Regions from separate parts of the Homo sapiens genome. Here region 1 is linked to region 2. A link is an interaction called in ENCODE POLR2A ChIA-PET data of the cell type or tissue named here. Cell type or tissue: CD4-positive, alpha-beta T cell. All regions are shown on one strand.

Region 1 (2,500 bases), 65 kb before region 2:
GCCTATCCACCCAAACTAAAGCATGCACTGCCTGTTCCTTTCCTTTGACCACTTATCACAATTTATTTATTTATTTATTTTTGTACATTTGCTTAATGTCTTTTTCCCTCCCTGGACTGTTGGTTCACCGTGGTTTTCGCAGGGCCTGGTGCATAGCAGGGGCTCAGTCATATTTTTTGGATGAATGAACAAACCCTGAAGATGCTACATCTGACTCTATATCTTCATTTTATCCTTTTCGTATTTCCTATTACCTCTAATTTCTCTTCCCTGCACCCATTTCTATTTATTTCATCCCAGTTTACCTCCTGCTGCCAGATTAATTTTCCTAATGCACAGGCTCTATCATATCATGAGTTTCTCATTGCTACATATGACTAATTTGCCAATATTTTTGCACATCAGAATGTGTATCACTTTGAGGCTGGTTCTGTGTTTGTTTTAGTTTAGGAAAAGCTGTTCAGATTGTCTGTAAATCCGTATGGGGATCTTTGCATAGGATTTTAAAGCAGCCACACATCTTGTACAAAATGTATAAGATTAATTTTCTATGTTAGGACCATTTGTTTTCACCAATTCCATAGAGCTCCAATGTGTAAAAGAAGACACTGATCTAACTCTTGTGTTAAATATTTAGTAACTCATTTATCTGGAAGAAAGCAAAACAAAACAAAAATACAAGGAATAAAAATCACTGGGAGTGCTTTTCATTCACTGAATAATGAGTTTTGCAAGGAGCACGTGGATGGTGACATTATATCTTTTACATCTTTATTTTCTGTTTCTTTTTTGACTCCTTATCAGTGAATTTATCTTATTTTATACTTTTACTTTCTATTTCTTTCTTGACTCTTTGTTGGTGAATTGGTAGCAAGAGACTTACTGTCTGATCAGAACTTTGAATCTTCCTGCCTCTCTTTCTTTGAGGTTGACAGGGATAAAGATAATTAAGATAGCGCTTGGGTGTGATGACACTGGAAGACAGGCTGGGTCAGGGCCTGTAGTAGAGACTTCCCCCCTCTATTGAATGTTAATCTGAAAGTGAATCTGAAAGCAGATGGTCATGAACTACCCAGGGTCTCCATTAAGCCCATGAAGTTTATTTTAAAACTCTTAAAATAGATTGAGATTCAAATTGAGATTCATGTCTATTTTTTAAACATTGTGTCTTAACAAAGTAGATGTTCAGTCATACAGTTAGGCAAATGTTCTAAGGAAAGATGTTTACCATGCTAAGTTAAAAAAAAAAAAAAGTTATAAATAGTGCCATTGTCTGGGTGCAGTGGCTAACACCTGTAATCACAGCACTTTGGGAGGCTGAGGTGGGGCAATGCTTGAGCCCAGGAGTTTCAGACCAGCCTGGGCAACAAAGTGAGAACCCATCTCTAAAAAAAAGAAAAAAAGGAAAGAAAAAATTAGCTGGGCTTGGTGGCACACACCTGTAGTCCCTAGCTACTCAGGAGGCTGAGATGGCAGGATTGCTTAAGTCCAGGAAGTCATGGCTGCAGTGAGCTCTGATTGAGCCACTGCACTCTAGCCTGGGTGAAAGTGAGACTGTCTCAAAAAAAAAAAAAAAAAAAGTACTACAGCTGACCTTTGAACAACATGGGTTTGAACTCCACAGGTCCACTTATATGCAGATTAAAAAAATAAGTGTATTGTAAACATTTTTGGAGATGTGCAACAATTTGAAAAAACTCACAGATGAACTGCATAGCCGTTGAAGAAATTAAGAAAAAGGTATGTCATTAATATATAAAATAATGTGTAGATACTAGTCTATTTTATCATTTACTACTGTAAATGATACACAAATCTATTATAAAAAGTTAAAATTTATCAAAACTTACCCACACAAACACAGACCATACATGGTGCCATTTACAGTCCAGAGAAACAAATGTAAAGATGCAACATTAAATCATAACTACATAAAATTAACTACAGTACATATTGTACTACTGTAATGATTTCATAGCCACCTCCTGTAGCTTTTGTGGTGAGTGTTGTGTTGTGAATATCCACTTAAAACACCGTGTGACACCAATCATCCCTATGTGAGCAGTTCCTCTTTCCAGTGCTGACCCAAAAAGAAGAAGAGGAGGCAAAATTTAACGTAAGTAGAGAGTTTATTTGGGCCAAGCTTGCTGCAACTCAGGAGCAAAGGTTCAAATTGCCCTGAATATACACTCTGATTAACAGGAGTTACAAGTGGATTTTTAAAGGAAAAGAAGAGGCAGTTTCTGAGTTGTTTACCAAGAATTCACATGAAAACAACATGGGCTATTGATTGGCTCATCTGTTGTTCTTTGTATCACACATTCTGGGAACATGAAGATAATGGGGGAGGCAGCTAGTCAGGAACCAAATGACTTTAAACAGTTGCCGCTGGGCACGGAGTGGGGCGACCCGAAGTCTCATATTCATGTCTCTTCTCTGGGCCTGCATAGTTCACATAGCTCAGACTGCTCCGAGCTGTTTTTCTTTTCTCTCTAGTAAA
Region 2 (2,500 bases):
GGGAATGTAACATTCATGAAGGATGGCCTAAAGGGCTCGAGGCCACCCATTCTTCTGAAGACCCTAGATGTCCCAAATATCTATCCATCTGTCAGAGAACCACATGCCTGGTCTGCCTAGTTTGTCCTCAGTGGAATTTCTGTTTCTGATCTAAGCTTTGTGATTTTTTTCTTGCCCTATACTGAAGCACGTCATAAGAAACATACTTAAGAAAATGGAATCTACTATAAGGATGTTATTGAGGGCATTGCTTACTTGCTATTGGAATGGCAAGAGGCACTGTAGTATGGTGGTTAAGAGTGCTGATTCTGGGCTGGGCGCTGTGGCTCACACCTGTAGTCCCAGCACTTTGGGAGGCTAAGGCGGGTGGACAGCCAGGAGTTCGAGACCAGCCTGAGCAACATGGTGAAACCCCGTCTGTACAAAAAATACAAAGATTAGCTGGGCGTGGTGGTGCATGCCAAGTAGCCCCAGCTACTTGGGATGCTGAGGCTGGAGGATCACTTGAGTCCTGGAGGTTGAGGCCACAGTGAGCTGTGATTGCACCACTGCACTCAAGCTCTGTTGACAGAAGGAGACCATGTCTCAGACAAACAAATAAACAAAAAAAGAATGCTGATACTGGAGACAGCCTTTGGGGTTTGAATCCTCTTAAATTCACAACTTAATAGTTGTGTGACTTTGGGTAATTTACTTAACCACTCTGTTCCTCAGTTTCCTTATCTGCTATTTGTAGATAATAATGGTACTTGCCTCATAGGGCTATTAAATGAGTGAGTATGTCTAAAGTTCCTAGGTGATTGTCTTGCACATAAGTGTTAATTGTTAGCTGTTATAATCATTGTCATTTCTGTTTTTTGGTGTTCCTTTTATGAGGAGCCCTGGAATAAATTTCTTCTCTTCATAATATGAATGGTTGTGCTTTTCATGAGGAACTACTTTGTTTTCATTTTATATACAGTCTGGTTCATGTAGCTGATCCCAGCCAAGTCATCAGTTAACTGTTAAAGCTTATTTCCAAACATATGACCAAATTCTAGCAGGTTCTAGGCTTTTTCAAAATGACTTTTATATTGCCCTTCAACTTTGCTTATTTTTTTATATTACCTGCCATTTTATCAGTCTGCTTTTTATCATCTGCTTATTAAAATACTTTTAAATTTTATTATGTATATATGTAAATAACTTTAAATCCTTTTGAAATAAGTTACAATATAAATTAAAAGGTAAGGCCAGGCATGGTGGCACACGCCTGTAGTCCCAGCACCTTGGGAGGCCGAAGTGGGTGGATCACTTGAGGTCAGGAGTTCAAGACCAGCTTGACCAACACGGTGAAACCTTGTCTCTACTAAAAATATAAAAATTAGCCGGGCATGGTGGCACTGCCTGTAATCCCAGCTACTCAGGAGGCTGAGGCAGGAGTGTCACTTGAACCTGGGAGGTGGAGGTTGCAGTAAGCCGAGATTGCACCATTGCACTCCGGCCTGGGCGACTGAGTGAGACCCTGACTCAGAAAGGTAAAAAGGTTAACAGAGAAGCATATAGTGAAGAAAAAGCCTTTTTACCATCACTAAGGATGGCTCTGAAGTAACAAACAGATGTCTTGAGTGCAGGATTTAGCTTTGTAAGGCTAGGGCTGTTCAGGCTCCTACTGGAATTTATATTTAAACAGTGAATCAGCCATATGGTGGGCGCTACATTAGGAGATGTACTTCTCTGGTAGTTGGGGACAGGCTGAATTTCAAGTATAGACACCTACATTTTGACTAGTAATTCTACCACAGTTGAGGGACAAGACTGATTTGGGAAGATCTTATTCCTGAGTGTAGATTTTTCCTAAAGTATTTCCCCTTTTCGGATTAATTGACTGTGTTAGTTCAACTCATTTAGGAAGCAGTCTTGATTGCTTATGTGTGCTGAGTGTACAAAAATGATGGGGACGCTGACACATGGGACACGCAGGTACTGCCTGAGGACAGGAAAGGATAGCTCAGCCTAGAATCTCCAGTGGAGGTTCAGAAGGAAGCTTGGGCTGAAACAAAACACATTGTCAATTCAATTTTTCCTTGTCTAGGCAAGTTTGTGATGGGGCTAGCCTTCTGGCTAGGATTGACCTATTTTACTCATAGCTACCAATATCATATTCCACGTCAAGTAGCTGTGGAAGAATTGAAGAGCTGATGGATTATTCTCAACATGTTCTGTTTTTGCCAATTATAACTGAAGTGGAAGAACTTGCTCGGTTAGAACTTTAACAGCAGCTAGGACCCTGTCAGCTGCTTAATGAAGAGCAGTAATACAGGCAAAGTGCTTGTCACAAGAGGAGAAAATAAACTTGTCTTCAGTTTCTTTTGTGACATGTTGGGATAATGCAGCTGTAATTTTACCCATTGTAAATTAATATTTCTCTCTCTTTTTTTTTTTTTACCTTATGGCCTTAAAACCTTAAAGTTTTTCATGTCTCTGTCATTACAAGATTTCCTAACTGTCTTCAACATGT

What was found. Peaks named below come from ENCODE experiments on the same cell type or tissue, not always from the same donor. Only the 100,000 strongest peaks of a DNase experiment are listed, where the experiment ranks them.
Region 1: POLR2A ChIA-PET joins it to region 2 with 6 read pairs; 4 of 35 experiments call an interaction of 5 or more read pairs at or near these places.

What each region holds. Positions count from the first base shown.
Region 1 is chr13:99,074,436-99,076,935 of GRCh38, reverse strand. It overlaps a transcript of DOCK9 not described here. Among named protein-coding and RNA genes, the nearest start is that of DOCK9-DT, 11 kb to the left of the region's middle. RefSeq lists enhancers at 1,121-1,180, 1,271-1,350. In CD4-positive, alpha-beta T cell, no CTCF peak of the experiment used is centred here; a DNase peak (open chromatin) is centred at 965; H3K4me3 peaks cover 594 bases; H3K27ac peaks cover 1,400 bases.
Region 2 is chr13:99,009,927-99,012,426 of GRCh38, reverse strand. It overlaps a transcript of DOCK9 not described here. Among named protein-coding and RNA genes, the nearest start is that of DOCK9, 33 kb to the right of the region's middle. In CD4-positive, alpha-beta T cell, no CTCF peak of the experiment used is centred here; no DNase peak of the experiment used is centred here.